Linked DNA regions of Mus musculus: region 1 is linked to region 2. Evidence: chromatin loops called from intact Hi-C (ENCODE). Cell type or tissue: left cerebral cortex. All regions are shown on one strand. Links, peaks and the distances in the headings refer to the core of each region. The heading gives the core; the rest is flanking DNA.

Region 1 (12,520 bases), core at 2,850-10,849, 65 kb before region 2:
TTAGACTGAATTAGTTCTCTGTAAATAATTGATCCTATGAAAGGTTGAAAACCATCTTGAGTTGGAAAACGTGAAAAATATGTCTGTTTTCATATATATAGTTTCATATTTACATACAATTTATTTTATATATTTGTGAAGTCTGTGAAGTCGAATGTGATATTTTGATTTGTGAATACCTGTTCAAGTAACCAACTCAGGATAATTTGTATACACCTCACCTTAAACTTTCATCAGTTCTGGGCTGGGGAATGCTTATCTACAGTATAGGAAAATCCTGGGCTTGACCCGTGGCCCTGCATAAAACCAGGTATGATACAGCACCCCTGTGTCACCAGCATTTGGGTGATAGAAGCAGGAAGGTGAGACAGGGCCAGCCTTAGATATGGCGAGTTGGAGACCAGTGTGGGCTACAAGAGGCAATGCTCACTTCCTCCCTCCCTCTCTCTCCTTCCCCTCCCCCTCTGCTCCTTCAGCAGTCCTAAGAATTGAATTTACAAGGCAAGTGCTGAGCTACAGCCCCAGTCTTGAGACCATGTTTAAAACTAAAATTTACGTCTTATCATTTCTTTATGGTGAGTACATTCACATTTTCCTCTATTTTAAGCTATGCAATGTATTCTTGTTTACTGCGCTCAGCCTGCCACCCTATTGAATAGCGCAATGGTACTGAGTGCTTCAAGCTTCTTCGTTCGGCCTGTACCTCCTTTAAAATTGTGAGTGCACACACAAGGTGTTCAGGCAGCATTCAACATTGTCTTTTAAATGTCATGTGACCAGAATTTCTGAAGAAGTAAACTTAAGGACAAGTTCAGCCTGCTCTTCCTGCAACGTGCATTTGTTTTTGAGTGATCTCAAACTGTTTTTGATGAGAGAATTAACCCTCTCGGGGAAACATCTTAGTCTCTGACTGTCCCATGGGAGAGTGTCGGGGAGGACACCTGCGCCCTGTACCCTGTGCTGCCTGGGCCTGCTAGACAGAATCTGTAACTGACGCCTCTGAGGGAGGGGTGGAAACCAGGGCCAGCTGCCTTACTGTTCCACCACAAAGGACAAGACAGCAAATCTTCAGATATTAACAAAACCCAACACAAGGAGACCTTGTAGACTTGCATCTTAGTGTTGGGTGGGCAGCATAGTAGCACCTCTGTTTCACATAGGATAGGCACGTGATAAATGTGTATTGGGGGCTGGGGATGCTGCACACTTTGTTAAAGGGCCTGCCTAGCGCGCATGAAACCCTAAGATACGAGAGTATTCTACCTGCTGAGTGGTGGTGGCACATAACTTTTATCCTTGCACTCAGGAGGTAGAGGCAGGCTGATCGCTGTAAGTTCGAGAGCAGCCTGGTCTACAGAGTTCCAGGAGAGACAGTGTGACACAAAGAAACCCTGTCTCGAAAAACAAAACAAAACAAAACAAAACAAGTATTCTACTAGCACTGAATAAAAAACAAAAAACCAAACTGAGCATAGTGATTCATGTATGCCCTAAATAGGCAAGAGGAACAGAAATTCTAGGTCGTGTCCCATAAAGGTCCCAGGCTAGCCTGAGCTAACCTGGAAAAACCCAGAGCAACCAGTGAAGGCAAACTCTCTAACTGGGTAGTGCTGCTGTGTACCTTTAATCCCTGCACTCCGGGGACAGAGGCAGACAGACCCCTTTGAGTTCAAGGCCAGCCTGGTCTACAAGAGGGAGAGTTCCAGGACTACACAGAGAAATCCTGCCTTAAAACAAACAAACAAACAAAACCCCCCTAACTCTGAGGTTTTGTTATGTAACCCAAACTAACCCCAAACTTACTATGTGGCCCAGGCTAACCTTGGGTTCGTGGGAATCCTCCTGCATCAGGCTGCCTGGTGCTAAAATTATAGGTATGTGCCACCAAGCCTGGCTGAGCCTGTTTACTGTACCAGTATCCTTGAAGGTATTTGGGAAGGGAAAGGAGAGGGAGTAAGAGAGAGAAATAAAAGTGTGGACTGGCCCTGCAGTGGTGGCGCATGTCTTTAATCCCAGCACTCGGGAGGCAGAGGCAGGCAGATTTCTGAGTTCCGGGCCAGCCTGGTCTACAAAGTGAGTTCCAGGATAACCAGGGCTACACAGAGAAACCCTGTCTTGGAAAAACAAAACAAAACAAAACAAAACAACAAAGGAAAGAAAACAAAACAAAAAAACAAAACAAAAAAAGTGTGGACTGACTCAGGTGAGGGTAGAAGGGGGCATGAGAAGGGGATCTGTGGGAACAAAATGCCTGAATAATGTAGGGAGGAGCCTCTGGGGGGAAGGGCAATCCAGCCCCTGGGCTGGAAAGTTCAGAGTTGGGGGCAAGGTATGACAGGTGGGAATGCTGAGGGATGCTGGCAGAACCTGGAGATGTTAAATATGCACTTCAGCCCAGGTCCTGGGATCATAAACCAAACACCTGGTCCCTTTTTTTTTTTTTAACATTTATTATTATATGTAAGTACACTGTAGCTGTTTTCCAATGCATTAGAAGAGGGCGTCAGATCTCATTATGAGTGGTTGGGAGCCACCATGTGGTTGCTGGGATTTGAACTCAGGACCTTCGGAAGAGCAGTCAGTGCTCATACCCGCTGAGCCATCTCACCAGCCCACCTGGTCCCTTAAAATACAATCTTACTTTTTAAGTTTTGTCTTGTTGGGTTGTTTTGTTTTGTTTTTTCTTTAAACCAGGGATTCCCTATGTAGTTTATGCTGGCCTTGAACTCACAATCTGTCTCAGTCTCACAAGTGCTTGGATTACAGGGGTGTGCCACCTGATCTAGCTGTTTTGTGTTTTCCTTATTTTATTGAGTGTTAAGTGTGGTGTGTGGTGTGTGTGTGTGTGTGTGTGTGTGTGTGTGTGTGTGTGAGTGCACATGCACATGGGGCCATGTGCGGCCATGTAGGGCCAGAGGTCTATGCAGGTGCCTTTCTCATTTGTTCTCCAGGTGTTTTGGATGATTGGTTCTTTTTCTTTTCTTTTCTTTTCTTTTCTTTTTTTTTTTTTTTTTTTTTTTTTTTTTTTTTTTTTTTTTTTTTGGTTTTTCGAGACAGGGTTTCTCTGTATAGCCCTGGCTATCCTGGAACTCACTTTGTAGACCAGGCTGGCCTGGAACTCAGAAATCTGCCTGTCTCTGCCTCCCGAGTGCTGGGATTAAAGACATGTGCCACCACACCTGGCTGTTTTTGTTTTAAACATGGTCTCTCACTGATTTGTCCAGGCTGGCCAAGGTGCTTCAAGGATCCCCCAGTTTCTCCATTCTCCTTGCTGGGACTGCGGGTCACAAGCCCACCTCACTAGATGTCATGATCTGGGGATCTGAATTCATGTCCTGTGGACTCCTGCACCACCTGACTGGCCCAATTCTTCATCCCCTCGATTTTAATTTTCAAAAGTAAGAAAACACACATTTTTATAGCCTGGACAATAAGCATAAGGGAAACAGCTTGTGCTCCAAGCAGGCCCAGGCAAGGCCTTCCTCAGCCCTAGACTGGATACTGCTAGCTGGAAATCTTTGACCTTGCAATCTTTCTGAACATTTCAAGGCTAGTGGATGTGAAAAGCTTTGTGAAGAATTTCCCAGGAACTTGAATAATACAATCTCACAAAATGGGGGAACGTTGATACTATTTGTATCAAATCGGTGGGACAAACAGTGCCTCCTCCTCTATTTTCAAATGTGCTGACTTTATTGTTCTCCCCTGCTTTTGCTGTGGGGATAGAACTCAATGCCCTTAATCCTAGGCTCTGCATCAAAGCCACACCCAGGCTGTTTCAGCAGCGTTTTTAAGTTCCTACCATCCTGAGGAAGGACTAGGGTGGACCTTAAAGTCACATGCTCACTGGATCCCTCCCTCATATCCATCTACCGACTATGAATCCTTGGATACACAAAAATTTGCCTTCTTTGGTTAATCCCCTTCCCTTTCTCTATTGGTAATCTGTATGCCATTGGGTTGTTATAAGGATTACATACGATGATATACGCAATGTTTTTTTGTTCTTTGTTTTGTTTTTTGAATAGTACCTGATACAAAATGAGAACTTTCAAGTTTGGGCCAGAGACATGGTTCAAAGCTAGAGTGTTTGTCTCAGAGTGCACAAGGCCTTGGGTTCCATCCCCCACCCCTCAGCACTGTAAGGGGTGGGGGAGGGGAGATGCTAATGTTCTCTAAATATTCAAAAATTAAATTGAAGTAGGGTGTGGTCTCAGTCTCACAAGTCTATACTGTCTTCCCTCCAGAGACTTGGCTACAACACTTATGGCTAGCCTGAACTAGATTGTGAGAAATTCTTTCTCAACAAACAAGACAAATTGAGATAGGTGACACACTTACAAATAACTAAAAGCAACTTGAAAGTCTGTTTCTAAATGAATGAACCCCAAAGAAACTGGCCTTCCGAAATAAGTGGAGAAACCAAATTTTATCCTGAAAAACCGAGTTGTTCCCAATAAACACTTAAATGACCATGAATAAGGACCAAGTGTTATTAGCTAAATTAATGTTTTCATTGATACTCAAGTAACCTGTATCAAATCTAGGGACAAGATATTTATCTGGCATCTAGATTCAATGCTCTTACTGATTTTAAATCACTAATTCCTTCACTCATCCACAGAGCCTCGCTTTGTGGCTCTCAGACTTGGCTGAAACTCACTCACTACCTACCCCATGCAGGCCTCAGGCTCAAGCTAACCCTCCAACTTCAGCCACTGAAGCATCAGGATTTCAGACACGAATCATGGCACCGGGCTCACCTGACATCATTTCATCTTTTCCCCCTAGCATTTTAATGCTTAGTGACGGGTAATCTAACAAAATTTCAATTTAAGACTTATTGGCTGCCATGTTAATACAATGAGTATTTAATCAAGTGGAGGAAGAAAACAGACAGGCCCTTTCTTTGCTAGTACGAGAGAAATCTTCGTGTTTTGATAATGCCGATGGCGACTAAGCAGACCTAAGCCAATGTGGTGTTTAAGCGTCGGGAGAGAGACGAATGGCCTGGATGTGTAACCTTCAGCATCAGACGCTCAAAGGACAGGCACATTTCCAGTAACAGCTTCATTTCCCCGCGCGTTCCCCGGGGAAAGAGGGCGGCGAGTTCTGTTGATGGCATCAGCTGACATCACTGGCTGGGATCATGGGGACGCTGGGCCCACCTCAGCGGTGGCCTGACTGCATCAACCTCTGGGTTTCCCAGCTCCTGCCACGTGAGCCGCCCTAATATGGCCAGGCTCAGGAGCAGCCCAGGAGGGCTTCCTTTCTCCGGCTGAAGGAGAGAAAGCTAGAAACAAATGCTTAAAGTCAAACCCAACCTGAAGAAAAGCAAATGGGGATTTGGGTTCCCGCCTGGTCAAATGTAAATCCTTAGTCTGCAGAAGATCCAACCTTGGGTTATCAATCATTACATTAAAAAAACAAAGCTTTTGCCCCCGCCCCCTTCTTTGCTGCTCCTGAACCTTCTGCAGCCCTGGGACAGACCCCAAACCCCTCGTCCCCCTTTAATGACCCGAGAAGCCCTGGGGGCGGGGTGGGCTGCTGGGGGCCTGGTGTCGGAGCCTCTGGTCCTAGCAGCCTAGGGGGAGATGCTGCAAGGCGTGTCTGGGCTGTGCTCATGTGATGAAGGGAGGGAAAAACAAGGAGGGGGGAGGAGGCTACGAGGTGGCTTTTTTTTTTTTTTTTTCTTTTAAGGAGTTTGCCACGAGCGCGTCCCCTTCATTCTCAGTCCGGGTGTGTTCTCAGCAGGATCGTGGAGAGCGGGTGCTCCTCACCCCTTAGTCCCTGTGGTCCTGGGCGCACATCTCCTCGCCCCTCTGCTTCTCCGCGGTCCCAGGAAGACGGCTAGCCGGCGAGAGTAGGAAAGCCACTGAGCCATGGGTGCAGGCAGTTCCACCGAGCAGCGGAGCCCCGAGCAGCCGGCGGAGAGCGACACGCCGAGCGAGCTGGAGCTCAGTGGCCATGGGCCCGCAGCGGAAGCGTCGGGAGCAGCTGGAGATCCCGCTGACGCGGACCCCGCCACCAAGGTAAGCTGCAGCCACCTGCCCGGGTGGGGCGGGATGGAGATGGGGCGTCCCGGCGGTTTCCGCCTGCCACAACTTCCCGCCGGTACAGCCCATCTGCAAACTCGAGCGCAGCCCTGTGCAGTCTCTGGGGTCTTTTGCACCGGGGCGGGGCTGGCATCTTTGTGGAGGGTCTCTAAGGGCGGCGACCTAGCCAGCCCTTCTGCAACCATCATATCTGCCCTGACCGCCGTTCTCTAGTCTTTCTTCTCTCTTCCGGTGGGCTGGCAGCCTGGGGGATGGCCGGTGGGGCATCCGTAAGAATTGACCACGGCCAGGCTTCTTAAGCCACTTTACACACCCCTAGATCCCAGGTCCCAGAGTGGGGAAGTCGGGACCTGCTTTGAAGCAGGGCAAACCTAGGTTCTAGGTTCCCCGCCCAGTGTTGGCCTTGATACCAGCTTCCACCCGGGCCACCAGGTCTGGTACCCAGAGTCCTGCGGCAGCGCCTGGGACACCGCCTAGCTAATGCAGAGAGCCATGCATGTAGCTCTCTTCCAGACAGAGAGAACCGGAGCAGAAGCACGAATGGAGGGATAGGCAAAGCTCCTGGAGTCCTGTCTCCCTTTCTCACAGTTTACTGCCTGTGGACTCAGTTGGATAAACAAACATTGGAGTTAGAAGTTCTGCACGGATGTAGGAAAAGGCTTAAGTAAGCGTTCCTTGCACTCTTTCTGTCGAGTCCACTGTAAAGCTCTAGATATACTGCATTTTATAGGGATGCTTAGTTTGAGACTGGAATATTTGACCCTGCCCTGCCCATCACAGCCTTTACCTTTGTGTCTTGCTCTCATTATTGTATTTTACTTCTGTTCCTTTTGTTTTGTTATTGTTTAGGGTTGTTAATTAATTAATTTGCTTACTTGTTTTAAGACTGGGTCTCACTCTGTAGCCCAGGGCTGGTTTGGAACTCACTAGCTAGCCCAACTAGTGGCAGTCCTCCTGCCTCAGCCTCTCAAATGATTTCATAGCCACGCCCGGATGGCAACATTGCCTGTTGGCTGTTTTCCAGCACGTGTTTGTGAGCAAGAGTTCGCTCGGGTGGATTTAAGATAGTTTTACAGAAACGTGTTGAACAACCAAACAACTTAAAGGAAAAACCAACCAATTTCAGAATTTGGTGATAGAGAGCAGCGAGGACCTTTAGAAATGGGTCAGGAAGTGGAAACATCTTTGTGTGAGAATAAAACACTGAGTTCCAGGTAAATCTAACAGAGGTGGGACCTGATGGCTTTGAGCTCTTTATGTTGCCTAGTATAATGTAGGCTGGGTGGCCTCTCTTAACAGTTCCTGCCTCCAGTGTTTAACTCATCACCACTTATAAAGTCCAAAGTCCTCACTGCCTCAGATGCGCAGGTCTTCTGAGAGACTTCTGCCATCCAGTCAGTCTCCATCTTTTGGATGCCTCATTTACATTTTAATACTCCGTGTAACACTCTTTGGAAACTTCTTTGAGTACACCTGCCCTTAGTGCTTAGTTTGTGGGTACATTGGGCAGGTGGTGGTCAGGGCAACTGTTCCTTGGCACGCGTGCGTGGGGGTCAGAGGACAGCTCTGTGCGGTTAGTTTTCTCCCTCCGCCTTTATGTGGGTTGTGGGGCTGGAACTCATGCTGCTGGCTTTGCACAGCAGGCACCTGTATCTGCTGACTCATCACCTCACTGCCCCTCACCTTGCTTTGCTGGCGATCACCATCAACATAGCTCCAGTTTGGAAATATAGTCATTTTAAGATATAATTGCTAAAAATCTGCAGTCAGGAGACTTTTTTTTTAACTTTGGTTTTTATATGACGTCAAGGTTTATTATCTGTTTACAGTAAGTTATGAACCTTTCTTTTCTTCCTTCCACGCCATCCCGTAGCCTGCATCCCCCCTCCCCCTCGCCATCAACCGCCATCTTGAAACATCCAAGCAGTCTCTTTTAAAAGATGACTTGGTGACACCATTAATTTGTTGGCCCGCTTCCCAGTTATCAATTTGAAGATGGATCGATCCACATGCACGTGCTTGCTGCACACATACGTGTATGTTACTTCCTTCCACCCACAGGTTACCTAGGGTTGAAGACCTAAGACTTTTCAGTAGGATCTCAGAATTAAGAATGATTCAGCACCTCTAAGTCCTCTCTTACTCTTTCCACCACGCCCGGCCTATCTTAAGTTCCAATGCCTGACCTTAGAGGCTTCCATCACTCTCGTCTCCTTAGCCCCTTGTCCCCTATCCGCAGTTTCTACCTTTGTGGACTTAGGGGCTTTTTAACTACCATGCTCCACAAGGCGAAGGGCTTACCCGATTTCCTGACAAACTGTCCCCTGTGTGAGGCAAGGTGCATGGCGCGAAACATCAGGAACTTGGCAAGAGCTGATGGAAGAAGTGGTGGTCCTGGCCCTTGGGATCTCATTGGTGAATGCCAGCTGTCCCCTTCTCCGGCTTCACTTTTAACCTCATGAGGATTCGTTTTGTGTATCAGATAATGACAGTCTCTCTAGTACTTAGTAGATTGAGCAAATGATTTAGGAGGAAAATCAGATTTGAAGACCTGTTTGCTCTTTAGAAAGAGAGAGGTCTGGCTGGGTGTGGAGACTTGCATTTGCAATCCCAGCATTCAGGAGTCTGAGGACCACTGTGATTTTGAAGCTGATTCAATCTAGGCTACATGAACACACACCCCCTATTGGGGGGTGGGGTCAGATGAAACATTCACAGAGTTACTTATGGATTACATCATGAATATATAATCTTGATGGATCTGTAGACATTTTGAGGAGGTTTGCTATGTAGTATATAGTTTTTCCCCTCTTTTTTTATTTTTTTATTTTTTATTTTTGTGTTTTTCTTGAGACAGGGTTTCTCTGTGTAGCCCTGGCTGTCCTGGAACTCACTTTGTAGACCAGACTGGCCTCGAACTCAGAAATTTGCCTGCTTCTGCTTCCCAAGTGCTGGCATTAAAGGCATGTGCCACCATTGCCCGACAGTTTTCCGTCTTTAGATAGAATGATATCCTTTTTTCCTTCTTATTATAGAATTGATCATTAAAGACTTTTATCCTTGTTTTGTTTTGTTTTGTTGGTTTTTCAAGACAGGGTTTCTCTGTATAGCCCTGGCTGTCCTGGAACTCACTTTGTAGACCAGGCTGGGCTGGAACTCAGAAATCCACCTGCCTGTGCCTCCCGAGTGCTAGGATCCTTACATATATATATATATATATATGTATATATATATATATATATATTCAAATATTTATATCAGATGCTACATATTTGGTACATCAGTTGGCTTGGGGTTTTTGCTGTTTTGGTTTTTTAGACAAGAAATCAACTCATTAGCCCAGGCTGGCCTCAAACTCACTATTAAACCTAGGGTGGCCTCAAACCCTTGGTGATCTTCTGAAGACTGAAATTACAGTTAGGATCCACCATTCTATTCAGTTTAATTTTTTTTTCCTGAAATACATGTTATATGTATTAACATCATGGCATCTCTATACTGTCCAAATTTTTATTTACTTATTTTTTTGGATGCTAGAACGTGAACCTAGAGTTTTGGGCAGGATGCTGGGCTACAGTCCTGAGCCCCTCGTTCTGCTGACTTTAGTTAGCCGTTATTTCTAAGAGTGCCCCAAAGCAACTCTTCTGTTGAACTCTGTCATGAGGTCACATAAGAGGTAAGCTTTTTTGTTTGTTTTAAATTAAAATTGTGTGTTCACCCTCCAGCATTCATGCCGGTGGAAGCTAGATGTGGGTTCCCTGCGGTGGGTTCTGGGATCCCTCTGGTCCTCTGCCAGTGCTCTTAGCCTCTGAGTCATCTCTCCAGCCTCTGGGAACTAAAGCTGATCTTCTGTTTCTTCCTCCTCCTCCTCCTCCTCCTCTTGCCTAGGATTGAACCCAGGGCCTTGCCAGAGCAAGCCGGACTTTTGCAGACTCAGCCCAAGAGTTATAACATTTAAATGCCCCAGCCTAGGTTTTATCTATGTTGTACTTCAGTAAAACTAGAAGTCCTATAGTTATTCTTCATATGCAAATTGTAAGGGGAAATGGCTTCCTGTGTTATTTCCCTAGTTCCTGGTTTAAGACTGCTCCTGGGGACAGTAAGATTGGCTTCTCTTTTTCTCAATTGTGTGTCTATAATCTCTGGTCTCTGCAGGTTTATTTTCATTCAGTTGCTGACAGACCATGGGTGACCAATGACTAATAGACTTCCGTTGCTCTGGTAAATCTTGGTTTCTGCAGCCAACATGCTGACCAAGTTTAGCAATCAGAATGCCTCTGAATTAATTAATTAATTAATTATGTGTGCAGTGCTCTACCTGCATGTATGCCTGCGTGCCAGAAGAGGGCATCAGATCTCATTACAGATGGGCCACCACATGGGTGCTGAGAATTGAACTCAGAACCTGGAGGAGCAGCCAGCACTCTTAACTGCTGAGCCATCTCTCCAGTCCCCCAACCTTTATTTTTAAATAAATGATTACATATTTGTATGTGTGTGTGTGTGTGTGTGTGTGTGTGTGTGTGTGTGCATGTGCATGTGCACACATGCATATACATACCTGGAGGTCAGAGAACAAGTATAGGAGTTGTCTCCTCTTACCATGTGGGGCCTGAACATTGAACTCATGTCATCTGGTTAGGCCACAAGCACCTCACATTCTGTGCCTTCTTGGCAGCCCTGAATTAACCTTTCTATGTTTTCTCCTCCTCAGTGAGTCCAAAGCTGAAAACAACAGGGCTACCGAAAGCTAGGTGAGGCTAGTGTCCCCAGGAGGTAGGGAGCTGGAGACCCTTGTCAAGTCTTTCAGGACGTGCTTCTATTTGACTGCAGGAGTTATGAGTCACTAACATATAATTTATTCTAATGTACATATGGGCAAGTGATTTGCCCATATATATATCTATATACACCACAGTTGTCACATCTGGTGTTGCCAGAGGTCAGAAGAGGGCATTAGATCTCTTGGCACTGGAATTACAAATGGCTGTGAGCCACCAGATGGGTGTTGGGAACTGAACCCAGGTCCTCTGCAAGAGCAACACGTGCTCTTAGTCGCTCAGCCATCTCTCCAGCTCCTTGAGCCAGTGTTTTAAAGGGTGTGTCTGTGGTGAGACAGATATTGTGGGTGCCATTATTCTAAAATGACTACCCTGAGCTACTGTGTCTGAGAAATTGAAGTAGAATAATAAAACAGGCTTTTAAGGCCCAAGTCATCTGTCTTTACCCTGAATGGTCTAGAATTTAAAGTAATGAAAGTCATCTTTATTAATGACATGGTTTTGTTGTTGTTGTTGTTTGTTTGTTTGTTTTTGGTAAATGTGTGTCTCATGTAGTCCAGGCTGGCCCCAAACTCAATGTGTTGAGGATCCTGTCCTTGAACATCAGATTCAACCTTCCTCTACTCCTGAGTAAAGTGATGGTTTTGCCTGCGTGGTTACCTATATGCCAATAGATTGTCCCTATTATAGAAGGTGCTGTTCTTTCACTACATCAGAGACAAAACCCAACACCTCCCCTTGGGCTGCTAGGACTGAGAGGCTACGCTAGGTCCCCAGCACCCTGCCCCCAGGGCTTCATTCCAGCAGTTGGAAGACTGAGTCTCCAGAATCCGGGACCTCTTATAAAACGGAAAGGCTGAGCCTTGGGGACTATAAGTTGTTGTACTCTATGTCCCAGGCTAACCTGGAACTGTAGCCCAGGCTGGTTTTGAACTTTTCCTCTTTTGGCTTTGCGCAGATCCACTTTTGAAATATACAAATGTACATTTATCCAGTTTAAAAGTTTAATCAGGGGGCTGGCAAGATAGCTCAGCGGGTAAGAACACCGACTGCTCTTCCGAAGGTCCTGAGTTCAAATCCCAGCAACCACATGGTGGCTCACAACCACCCATAACAAAATCTGACACCCTCTTCTGGCGTGTCTGAAGACATACAATATACTTATGTATAATAATAAATAAAATCTTTAAAAAAAAAAGTTTAATCAGAGCTGGGCATGGAGGCACACGCCTTTGATCCCAGAACTTGGGAGGCAGAGGCAGGCGGATTTCTGAGTTCGAGGCCAGCCTGGTCAACAGAGTGAGTTCCAGGACAGCCAGGGCTACACAGAGAAACCCTGTCTCGAAAAACCATCAGTCTTCCAGTGTCTGTGAAGCACAGTTCTCACTCTTGCCTGGGCTGGAGTCACTCTCCTGTCTCAGCTCTCAGCAACTGGGGTTCCAGGCATGCAGGGCTGTGCTCTGCTCTCACAGGCCTCTACCTAGAACCCTTTTATAAAATGGAATAGTTGTCTGGATGAGATGACTTGAGGTTGACTTTGTAGCAAAGAGATGGCTAAGGAAACCAGAGACAAAAGTTACTCATCTTGTAAAGATTAATGCATAGGGAACTCATTTATACAGCCCAAACTTTTATTCATTTGTTTGTTTGTTTTTTAGGCAGGGTCTCTTAATGTAACCCAGG
Region 2 (12,520 bases), core at 2,790-10,789:
TACTAGTTCTCATTTTTAAGCTTATCTCTCACTCTCTTTAAAATGTAAGAGTAAAGCCAGGCATGGGGCTGCAACCCCCAGCACTTGAGAGGTAAAATCAGGAACACCAGTTCAAGATCCTCTTCTACTATATATTGAGTTCAAGGCTAGCCTGGGATACAGTTTGTAACAGTTTGAATATGCTTGGCCTAGGGAGTGGCACTACTAGGTGTGGCCTTGTTGGAGAAGGTGCGTTACTGTGGGCGTGGGCTTCAAAACCCTCATCCTAGCTGCCTGGAAGTCAGTTTTCTCCTAGCAGCCTTCAGATGAAGATATAGAACTCTCAGCTCCTCCTACACCATGCCATGACTGCCTGATGCTGCCATGCTCCCACCTTGATGGTAATGGACTGAACCTCTGAACTCCTAAGCCAGACCCACATATATGTTGTCCTTTATAAGAGTTGCCTTGGTCATGGTGTCTCTTCACAGTGGTAAAACCCTAACTAAGACATTATTCAAAGACTAAACTAACAAAAGGGCTGGGGAGATAGTTCAGTTGGTAAACATGCCTGTGGACTCCAGTACAATCCCCCAGAACCTATATTTAAAAAGCCAAGTGTGGTATGGGGCATGCTTGAAATCCTGATGCCAGGGAGGCCAAGGTAAGAGGGTCCCTGGAACTTGGTGGCTAGTCAGTCTACTCTACTTGGTGTGTTCTAGGCCAGTGAGAGACCCTGCCTTTGTTTGTTTGTTTTTTGTTTTTCGAGACAGGGTTTCTCTGTGTAGTCTTGGCTGTCCTGGAACTTATTTTGTAGACCAGGCTGGCCTCGAACTCAGAAATCCTCCTGCCTTTGCCTCCCAAGTGCTGGGATTAAAGGAGTGCACCACCATGCCCGGCAAGAGACCCTGCCTTTTAAATTAAAAAAATATATATAATTTTATTTTATTTTAGGTGTACAGGTATTTTGCCTACATGTCTGTTTACCATGTGGGTGCTGGGAACCTAACCCAGGTCCTCTGCAAGAGCAGCTAATGCTCTTAACTGCTGAGCCATTTTTCCAGCCCCAGATATGGCAATTAAAAAAAAAAGTTATTGTTATTACATTTAGCCTCTCTCCCCTCTCTCCCTCCACCCCCTGCCTCTTTCTCTGGAGCAATTTATAGCAGTCAGGTCTCTCCACCAAGTGGGGTACAGGGATCTAACTAAAGTCATCAGCCTTGGCAGGGAGTTCCTTTTTTTTTTTTTTTTACCCCCTGAGCCATCTTGCCAACTCCTAGAGGTGACTTTTCAGGACACTTGGCTAGAATGCACTAGGCCCTAAGCAATCCCTAGTACAAACACAAACAAAATATCCCCAAAATCAGTCAAGAGTGTCCAACCTCACCAGGTCCTCACCATGACAGAATGCTAACTGCAGACCTCTGGCCTTCAGAGTGATGAGAATGAGCCCTGGGTGTCCGGGAGCTGTGTGCCAGGTTTGTGGTGCTTTGTGTCATTGCCCAAGCCAACTGAGATAGTCAGTGAATGAACTTTTAAAGAAGTGTATCACTTCATCATGACTGTCAAATCTTGGCTCTGAGTTTCCCCTCGCTGAGATAATTTCCGTTCAGACACATTGAGATTCCATCAGGGTCAGCATGATGGATACACTGCTGTCCAACCTGCCCTTATCCAGACATCCCCTGTGTGCTTCCTGGAGACTTCAGCCTCCCGAAGCTCACAGAAAACAATCTCCAGGATCCATTTCCACTTGATAACCTGTCAGCTAGAAATGCAGACAGCTCACCTGGGGAAGTTCATTGTCCACTTGTCTCAGTCACTGCTCTATTGCTGTGCAGAGACAGCATGGTCAACCAACTATTATAAAGAAATCATTTAACTGGGCGGGCGCTCGCTTACAGGTTCAGAGGATTAGTCCTTTATTGACATGGCAGGAGCATGGAGGGGCCATGGTGGCACTCCTGGTGCTGGAGCAGTAGCTTATAGTTACATCCTGATCTGAAGACAGAGAGGGGGAGGGAGAGAAATACTGGGCAGGATGTGTGAAACTATCCAGGCTTTTGAAAACACCAAGCCCACTCCTACTGTCACACTTCCTCTAGCAAGGCCACACCCACTCCAGTAAAGCCACACCTCCTAGTCCTTCTCAAATAGTTCTACTCCCTGATGACTAAGCATGCATATGTGTGTGTGTATTGTATGTATGTGTGTGTATATATATATATATGTATGTATGTATGTATGTATGTATGTATGTATATATGGCAAATCCTCAGCTTTTTCCTTTGTGTTTTCCAACGTGGTTACTTGAAGGTTTGAGGCTGGCTATTGTGTGGTTTGGGGCTCTCATTCTTATTGCTGTCACAGAGAATCAGTGAGTGCCATGTATGTAATCACTATTATTTCTTTTGAGTCTGTAGCTTCAGATTATCCCTCCTCCCCACTCCTCTTGATTAAGACTTGAGGACAATGGGTAGGGACAATGGCTCCCATTGTCCCGTGCTTGCTCTGCGAGAAGCACAGTGAGGATCTCCAGCCCCGACATAAAAGCTGGCTCTCATGGCTCTTGTCTATAATCCCAGCACTGGGAGGGTAGAAACAGACAGATCCTGAGGTCTAGCTGAAATGACAGGCTCCGAGGTCATTGTCTCAGAAACAAGGTAGAGAACAGTGAAGACAGCAGACACTGACCTCTGACCTACACACACACAGGTAGGTGCACACACATACACAAACCCATACAAAGCACACAATATCCCACTAAACAAACAATTTCTAAAAACACACATGTTACATAGCATTTGGGACTCCATCAAAATATTCACTCTCCGCTTTCACTCTAAAGAAATAGGTATGGGGTTGGCTCCCACCTTTAATCCCAGCATTCAGGAGGCAGAGACAAACAGGTCTGTGCAAGCTACAGGTGTCTAGTTAGCTGTCTGATATGGGAGCTGGCAGTGAAGCCTGGGTCCTCAGAGGGAGCAGTAGGCACTCTCAGCTGTCAGCCCATCGTCCAGCCCTCCTTCAGATTGGTTTTTTTTTTCCATTTTCCTCTACGCTTTTGAAGTGTTTTAAAATTTCATGCTCTCCAGATTATTTATTTGGATTTTTAAAACTTAAGTAACCATATCTGTGTTAACATATCCAATGCATCTGGACCATAAAATTCAATTAGCTAGTGCTCTTGCTCCTTAGGGCAGAGACTCAGAGCCCAGTAGAACCAGCTATCCTGTCGATAACTTGTCAGTATCCCTTCAGATATTCAGTATAGCCTTTAATCCTTGTGCTTGAGAAGTAGAGACAGGCAGATCTCTGAGTTCAGGACAGCCAGGGCTACCCAGAGAGATCCAGTCTGATATTAGGTATACATAGTACATCCTCTGGAACTGCAGATTCCACACTTAATCAGTCAACCATAGGATCAGCTAGCCTCTGAACAATCGTGTGTGTGTGTGTGTGTGTGTATGTGTGTGTGTGTGTGTGTGTGTTTGTGTCTGTCTGTCTGTCTGTCCATCCTTGCAAACATGTTTGGCTGGGATACTCTGAAGGTACAGACATCCAGCAATCCAGAATGGCTACTGTTACCCTGGGATGGTTTGCATTCTATTGGGTGTTGGAAGTAATCCAGGAGTGGTTTAAAGTTTACTGTTGAGAGCAGGGCATGGGGACTCCCATATCTGTAATCTTAGCATGGAGGGAGCCAAAACAGGAAAGTTGAGATTTGAGGCTAACCTGGGCTATACACACAGTAAGACCCTGTCTCAAAACAAAACAAAAACATACAGACAGCCAGATATAGTTGTACATGTGTGTTCATTTCTGCACTTGGGAGATGGGAAAATAAGGAATTCAAGGCCAGCCTGGTATGTCAGAACAGACAAGCAGGAAACCAGCAAACCCAAAGTGGTAGGAAGTCAGTGTGTATTCACCTTGCAGTTGTTGGTGGTCCCTTGCAGTGTGCATTGTGCAAGACTGTGCACATTACGCATGGAGGCCACAGATGCTCAGCCACCAGGTAATAATAGCCCTGTACCCCAAAGGATCTTGGCAACCCTTTTCTGCTCCCAAACAGCAGTGTGCCCTAGACCACAACGTCCACAGTTGATACTAGCAGGGACTGACTGCCCCCAGACCGAGATCTCTCAGTGAGTCACAGGCTTAGGGGAAGCCTTCCCTTTCCATGTGTGATCCGCCTCCCCTCTCTCTGGTTTTCTTTAGCTGTGCTATGTCTGTGTGTCATTTTTTCCCCATTGTGACAAAATGTTATTATCTTAGCTTTTTGTGGATTGGGGTTGAGATTTTTAAGTTTTCTTCTATGTGTATGGGTGTTTGGTCTGCATATATACCTCTGTGTGTGTGTGTGTGTGTGTGTGTGTGTGTGCGCGCGCGCGCGCGCGTGTGCACGTGTGTATACATGCGCGTGCCTGATGTCTTCAGAGGACATTTATCAGGTCCTCTGGAACTGAAGTTATAGACAGTTGTGCACAGCCTCATAGGGTGTGAGAACTGAACCTGGGTCCAGCCCCCACAAACTCCATTTTAATCACTGCTATTTCCTTACACAGAACCACTTACTACAGTGTAAGACCCACTATACTTGTTTCAGCCTGTTGTTAGTTGGTGGGCACACTAAAGTTGTTTTTAAAGACACAGCTTTACACTTTGTTCCTAACGTCAGTACGAATGGTCCAGGTTCTCCTCTGATTGTGTGTTCTCATGCTCTTGGGTGCATATTTGTTGCTGGGTCATCCGGCAGCTGTGTTAGGCTTTGGAGAAGTCCCAGGCACTTTTCACATCAGTTTCCCTTTCTACCAGCAACAGCTTCTTCATGGTTATTGTTGTCATTTGGCTATTAGCATCCTGGGGGTGTGTGAAGTGGTTTTAATTTACATATTTATAATGGATAATGATGTTGAACATCTTCTCATTGGTTTATTAACATTTATCTCAAAGATTTATTTTAATTAAACAACAACAACAACAACAACTTTTCTTTTGCCCAGCCGTGCTTTAATTCCAGCACTCAGGAGGCAAAGACATGTGGATCTCTGAGTTCAAGGCCAGCTGGTCTACAGAGCAAGTTCCAGGGCAGCTAGGGCTACACAGAAGAAACCCTGTCTCAACAAAAGAAAAGAAATGAACAAAAACCTTTTCTTCTGAGGTTTTTTGTTTGTTTGTTGTTGTTTGTTTTTTGAAACAGGGTTTCTCTGTGTAGCCCTGGCTGTCCTGGAACTCACTCTGCAGACCAGGCTGGCCTCGAACTGCCTGCCTCTGCCCCTCCAAGCACTGGGATTAAAAAAAAAAAAAAAAAAAAAAAGGTATGTGCCACCACTGCTTGTCGAGATTTTCTTGACTTTCATTTTATGTGTGTCTTTATCTTAATGTATATCTGTGGTTGCATTGCCAGAGGAGGCTCTAAGATGAGTCTGGAGTTACAGGTGGTCATGAGCCACCATCTAGGTTCTGGAATTGAACCTTGGTCCTTCCAAAGAACAGCCAGTATTCTTAACCCCTGAGCTATCTCAACAACCCCCTCTTTTCAAACTATGTGTATATTTGTGGATATGTGCATATGTAAGTGTGCGTTTCCTCCAAAGTACAGAAGAGGATATCAGATCCCCTGGAACTGGAGTTACGGTTGTTATAGTTATGGTTGTAAGCCACCTAAGATAGGTGCTGGAAGGCAGATCTCTCAGTTCGAGGCCAGCCTGGTCTACATAGTGAGTTCCAGGACAACCAGGGCTACACAGCCCTGTCTCAAAAAAACAAAATAAAAATGAAAATAAAATAAAATAAAATAAAATAAAAAAGACAGAGTTATTTTTTGACGGGCAGTGGTGGCACTTGAGAGGCAGAGGCAGGTGGATCTCTGAGTTCGAGGCCAGCCTGGTCTACAAAGTGAGTTCCAGGACAGCCAGGGCTAGACAGAGAAACCCTGTGTGTGTGGGGGGGGGGGAGCAGAGAAAAAAGATGGGTGCTGGATGCAAGAACAACATCCTCTTTTAATGACTCAGCTACCATCCCGCTAGCCCCACATTTGCATCTCTTGTCTGTTTCTTTCTTTCTTTGCTTATTTGAAATGTGGTCCAATAGTTTAGCTGGCCTGAGGGTAGCCTTGAACTCCTGATCTTCCTCTATTACCTAAGTGCTGCTATTACAGGTGTGTGCTGTTATGTGCATCTCTGTATATCTTAAAGAAGTTATATGCTGTACTCAGATTGTTTGTCCTGTTACTGTAATTTTTATTTTTTGGGAGAGACTCATGTAGCCCAGGCTGGCCTCAAAGTCATTATGTAGCTGAGGCTAGCCTTCTGTCCACAGTGATGGAATTACACAAGTACACCATTCCTGGCTGTCTGCTTTCCTTGCTGAGACTGTGTTATTACAAAGTTCTTAAGATGTCCGTAGAAATCTTTCCTTGTTAACTAGCATTTCTGGTTAGCATCTCTAGCTCTCCTTTGCTGTCTTGGGCCTCTGAACATGAACATGAACTGTAAGTAACAGTAGCTATGAGGAGCCCACCCCTGAGTTCCCAAATCACTCTTTCCAGACATTGCCCCAGGATGCTGCTTCTTTGTATTCAACATTAGGGAGTCCCTATTCTTCTCTTAGGCTAGCTCTATCCTTGTATCCCCAGGGGTTGCCACTCTCAACTAAGTATCCTAAGGCCATAATATCTGATTAGCGCCCAGTGGATTTCAGCACAACAAAAGTGGAGCATGACCTTGGCAAATATTTATTGACTAGATCATGCAGATTTAAGAAAACACCCCCTAGCAATCTTCCGCCAAGTGATGGGCATATATTCTGTCATCTTTGTTTTAGGTGGTGATGCCTGGCTCTAAAACGTCTCCTTTCACGCGAGTGGAAAGGAGTAATGTCAAGGGAACGGTGCCTGCCCTTGCAGTGACCCCTCTGTCTGACCTTTCCTTCTGCCTCTGTCCTGATTGATGGTTTTCCATTTTAAGGCCAGCCCCAGAGGAACTTGCTGATGGTCACGGCTATATATACTCCCTGTTCTTCATTACACAGGGAGGTAGTGATTCCAGATAACTGTGTGCTGGGAGGGTCAGCCTCTAGCACAGCATCCATTGTGCTGTCTTTGAGCCTTAGCTGCCTCACTTTGAACCTCATTTGAGGAGTGTATTGTCACCTGTGTTATGAAAGCAAAGATCTTGCCTTACTTAGCCTTTTCTTAAAAGAGTGTTTTGTCTGCTTTGTATCTGGTGAATTTTCCCCTTAGCTATCAAAGTGGCGTCGCTGTTGTTAGAATTTGGGGTCAGAAGGGAAGGTGTTGGTGATGCAGTTATGTAAACCCGAATCCACAGAGGAGTGGGGTGACTGCCATGTGCTGTCTACAACTGAATACTGGGAAGTGGTTCTGTATTCTTAGTTCCCTGGGCCTTCAGGGATCCTGGGACACTGTGGGGGAAGTGTCTAGTTTAATGTGGACCACTGACCCTGCATATAGGGCTTCTTATCCATGATCTACACACAGGGAATAGATGGTGGGAAGAGAGATGTCTGGGTTGTCTGAAACCCCACCTATTGGGAATGCAGAGGGCAAATGTCTGCTCCCAGATCTTAACCAACCAGGATAAGACCCATTGCCTGGCTTGCCGAGACTCAAAGCCAGGTTGGGCGTTGGCTGGGAAGCCTTTCTGGATCTTTGTAATGCTGATATGTGTAACCATTGTCTGATTGCCCAGGAGTTGTCCCTTTTTCGCTCTTTCTGGGCTGGAATGTGGTGCATTGTGCCTCCTGGTGGCAAGAAGCAGCAACCATCGTGGATGTCTGAAATCTTTCTTTCAAAAAAAATTTTTTTAATCCCCTTTTTATGTCGCTTGTCTCTGTCTACTCTTTTTCCCGCACCGATCTCCCCGCTCCAGTTCCCTAAGTAGTCATGAACAAGGCCTTCAAGTCTGACGAGAAGAGCAATAATATAACCTTTTATTTTGGGGTGGGGAGAGGTGGTTCGCTCCAACAGGCCAGTTGGACCTATCCTAACTGAAGATCCAGCTCATTTATTACTTGTGTCTTTGTAGAGAAACAATCTCAAGATTAACAGAAAAGAAATATTGGGCTGCCTGGATTTTTAATGCAGCTGTTTTATTTGCTATACGCTTGTAACAGGAGGAGAGTGTTGGTGAAGTTTCAACCCAATGTTTAGCTCATTTCTACCACGAAAAGTAGAGAGACCCAAAGGTCAGATATTTCTGCTTTTTAGAAAGTTGTCTCGGTTAAATGCTAAAGATAGTTCGCTTTGTGACAACCCTTTGCAAAAGGCCTGGGATCGCAGAGAGTTGTGGGTCTTTACGCTGACCGGAGTGTAGGAAACGGTTGGCAACATACTATGGGCTTTAAAAAGGAAATGCCGCTTTGCACCTCATCCACCTTTAAAAATGGCGTTAAAAATCGGAGAATTTAATATCTGTGCAGTTATTGCCTTTACATAATTTTAAAAGTTTGAGATGCAGGAGTCGGTGCCAGGGATGAAGTCACCGCTTGGATCAAATATTGATGCTCGGGGTCTGGCTCACCCCAGAGACTTAAAACTTTCTCCTGGGTCGCGACAGACCAGGCACAGAGACCAGCCCTGTAAAATGGGGCACGTGACTTCCCCGGGTGGTGCAGCCAAGTCCGGACAGAGGTGTGGGCTGGCTGGCTGTGGGCGGGGCCTACGGCGTGGGCGGGGCCGTCCTATAATTAGCCAGAGAAGCGCTTCTCCAGTGCGCATTGCTGCACCTCCAGGGCTGGAGAGCTTCCTTGATGCTCTGAGGACTGCATTCCTTTTCATCTCACTGGTTAGCCGGGAGTAGACAGAGGAGAAGGAGACTTCCTGCCGTAAGAGGCCGAAAACTGTAACTAAATATGCTGGGGACTATTACCATCACAGGTAAGACTGGTGACTCTTCTTCCTGCTGATGTGACTCTGGAAGAAGAGTCTCAAGAGGTGAGCCGTGTGGCTGGAATTTTATTAGCTTTCAATTATCTCTCCCTACACTTTCACCGGTGTAGGGAGAGATAATTGAATATGGAGAGCATTCCATAGCCCCTCGGAAACCAATGAACCGCACATTTTATTTTTATTTAAACCAAAATCTTCCTGGAAGCGCTCACGGGACAATGCATCTGGTTGGGAGCCTTATCCGGTCCCCTTAGAGAAGTGGGGGCTGTGCTGTTGAGAGAAGCCACAGCAGCTAGCGAGTTGAATCAGCATCAGATTCACTGTGGATAACCTGCCCTAGTCTAATTTTAAAAGTTCCTATGTCTGAGAAATTGTAAGCGTTCAGTGCTTCCTAGAGCTCATTAAATAAGAACGTTGAGTGAAGTCGTGTATCAGGCTAATATTTTAGTTTAGTTCTGTCATACGTGGTTAGTATTAGCCATAATACTAATACATAATACATAGTTACTAAACCTAAGGGAAGAAATGCCATTTAAGTATTAGTAAAAAAAAAAAAAAAAAAAAAAAAAAAGGTAGTGAAAATAATTATTTTTCCCATGCTTGTTTTCTAGGACTCTACTTGTGTGAGTTGTAATGTTATGCCAACTTCTAGAAGTGGGCAGTCTACGCCAGGCGTTCAGAATGCATTTGCAAATCCACTAACTTGGCGTTTGATAGATAGTCTGAGACTGGCTATATAGGAGAGTGCGTGTTTACGCTCACTTTCCCGTTTACGCTCTTAGAAAATTAAACTCCACTTGCTAACTTACATTTACAAAAGTGGCTCCGATTTAAATATTTAAGATGAATGCTGCCAAATCTGTTGTCTCAAAGTGGGGCGTAGACTTTCCAGGGCTTCCATATTTTTTCTCTGTGTGACTCTTCCCCCCAAAGCCGTGTCTCCCTGTGGAATTTTAAATGACTTCAAAAGTTTAGCAGAGCTAAAAATATCTCTCACTTCCTATAGTTTAGCTTGTTTATGCCGAGGGCTCTTTCATAGTCTGTCCCATCTGTCATGTCTCTAGTCTTTCTACTGCTGGCCAGGGTGGACATTTATGAAACCTACAAATTAAAGACGTTTTAAAAAAATGAATAGCATTCTTCTTCCAAGTTCATTAGGTGTTTTCTTTAAGATTTGTTTGTGATAATGTGTATATGTGTGTGCCAGTCAGTCCGTGTATGAGTACAGGTGCCCTCCAGAGTCAGAGATGTTGGATTCCCCTAGAGCCTATAGTTACAGCTTATAGTTTTAGTTGGGAACTGAACTTCTGGCCTCAGAAAGAGTTGTCTATTCTCTTATTCTCTTAACTGCTGCACCCTCTCTCCAGCCCGAGTCAGGGTGTCTGCATGGATGGATGGATGGATGAACAACACTTTGAATGGGTCCTCTGAGATCTCCCTCTCTCCTGGCATTTTTTTTGTGTGTGTGTGTGTATAAGGTGTTGTGTATTCCATTTTTTATTAATTTGTCTCGTGCTCAGTTTCTTGTGGGAAGGAGGGGGTTCCAGCGGGTAATCCCAGTGGAGCCACAGGCAGAGTATTTAGAAGAACCGTTCAGTTTTTAAGGTACTATTAAGTGGTTGGATCTATGGCTTTCTAGATTATACTTCACACTGTGCATATGGACAGTGTTGCCTGGTTTTATACTTTTTGCCAGTAATCAGAAACTGCACAAGAGACTAGACGTGCTGGTGCAGGATTCAGCACTCGGGGAGGAGGCTAGCTGCGCTCCATGGGTTCAAGACCAGTCTGGTCTATAATAGAGAGGTGTAGGAAGCCTGGTGTGACATGGAGTAACTCTGCCTCAAAAGAAAGGAGGAAATAATGAAAGAATAATGAAAGAAAGAAAGAAAGAGCACAAATCTTTAATGGCAAGGGGTTGGAGGTATAGCTCAGTTGGTAAAATGTTTGCTAGCATGCCTGAATCTGGAAGGAGAATCAGGAATTCAAAGCCTGGCTGGGATTAATGATACCTCATCTCAAAAAAAAAAAAAAAAAAAAAAAAAAAAAGATAAACTAGGGAGAAACAGAAAAGAACTGGGCAGCTACAGGGCAAGCAGCTTCTTCAAAGAGAATCTCGGTGTCTTTGTGTTTATGCTTTTGATTTTTTGGTTTTTTGAGGTTTTTTTTTGTTTTTGTTTTTTGTTTTTTGTTTTTTTTTGTAAGTTAACTGATTAAGGAAGATGTATTCTTAGTAGCCATTAAGAAGTTGGTCAGAGCCAGGTGTGGTGGCGCATGCCCATCCCAGCACTTGGGAAGCAGAGGCAGGTGGATTTCTGAGTTCAAGGCCAGCCTGGTCTACAAAGTGAGTTCCAGGACAGCCACAGCTATATAGAGAAACCCTGTGGGGGGTGGGGGGGTAAGAGGAGTAGGTCAGAGCTGGGCGTGGTGATGTGACCCTTCCATCCCAGCACTCAGGAGGCCAAGGCAGGCAGGCAGATCTCTGAGTTTGAGGCCAGCCTGATGTATAAAGCTAATTCTAGAACCACTTAGCCAAGGCTACACAGACTAACCCTGACTCAGACAGACAGTTGTTCAGAATCTTAAAAGCAGTGAAGGCTTCTAAACTGCTTGTTTAAATAAAAGGGAAGAGAGTTTTTGTAGCATTGGAGAAGGAGCCTGGTGCTCTCACTTCTTAAATGCAGGCAAGATGATGGAGTGTGTATAGCAACTACGTGGAACTCTGTTGTTTTTCTTCCTTTCTTTCTTCCCTTTTTAAAAATTTCTTTACTTATTTTATGTATGTGGGTACACTGTCACACCAGAAGGGGGCATAGGATCCCGTTGCAGATGGTTGTGAGCCACCATGTGGTTTCTGGGAATTGAACTCAGGACCTCTGGAAGAGCAGTCAGTGCTCCTAGCCACTGAGCCATCTCTCCAGCCCCATGTTTTTAGTTCTAAAAGCAGGAGAAATCTTAAAGACATTTTCTATCGCCTCTCTTCCAGCTCACACAGACATATGAGATATGAGGTTTAGGCCGTACACGCTGAGTTAGGATCTGAGGGATTGCCCCACAGCACGTGGCAACGTCATTCTGGGCCTCCATTAGCATTAACTGGGCATAGAAACTAGAAAATAGTTGTTGGCGACATGATTGTGAGAAAGTGGCTCCTTCCCTGATGCACAGTGGTGCTGTGACAGCAAAGGACAGGGTCTCACCTAGCCTAAGCTGTTTCAAACTCCCTACTTAGGCAAGGATCACCCTTTCCGTGCCTTCCATTTCTGGTCCTCCTGTGTCTCCTTCCCAGTGCTGGGCTTACAGGACACTGCTACCACATCCAGTTTGTGCAGTGCTAGGGATGGCACCGGGCTTTCATGTACACCAGGCAGGGGCACTCTCCCACCTGTGCCAATCCAGAGTCACTACTTACTTGCATCTTATTTATTACTAGGGTGTGTTCCTGCATGCGTGCGTGCGTGCATGTGTGCACGAGAGAGATTATGCATACTTAACTTGCCAGAACTACTTTTTTGAGTTAAGAGAAAGTATCTTTCAGAGCTGGAGAGATGGATCAGCGGTTATGAGCAGGACCTGAGGTGTGATCCCAGCACCCACATCAGGTGGCTCACGGGTGACTTTAACTTAACC

What was found. A loop is a pair of places that touch in the nucleus more often than their neighbours do. Peaks named below come from ENCODE experiments on the same cell type or tissue, not always from the same donor. Only the 100,000 strongest peaks of a DNase experiment are listed, where the experiment ranks them.
Region 1: a loop joins it to region 2, with 2.3 times the contacts of the local background. A loop is called at or near these places in 6 of 42 quality-filtered maps.

Annotation. Positions count from the first base shown.
Region 1 is chr10:4,260,637-4,273,156 of GRCm38, forward strand. It overlaps Akap12 (A kinase (PRKA) anchor protein (gravin) 12), which reads left to right and starts at 5,693. Exons shown (of 4, transcript NM_031185.3): 1 at 5,693-6,032. The coding sequence starts at 5,883. In left cerebral cortex, for the core only: CTCF peaks have their summits at 6,507 and 10,386 (motif pointing right); DNase peaks (open chromatin) are centred at 5,131, 5,791, 6,476 and 7,032; H3K4me3 peaks cover 2,065 bases; H3K27ac peaks cover 1,110 bases.
Region 2 is chr10:4,325,832-4,338,351 of GRCm38, forward strand. All of the region lies in intron 2 of Akap12 (A kinase (PRKA) anchor protein (gravin) 12), which reads left to right. Among named protein-coding and RNA genes, the nearest start is that of Gm40592, 21 kb to the left of the region's middle. In left cerebral cortex, for the core only: a CTCF peak has its summit at 7,750 (motif pointing left); DNase peaks (open chromatin) are centred at 4,126, 7,735 and 8,658; H3K4me3 peaks cover 2,030 bases; H3K27ac peaks cover 774 bases.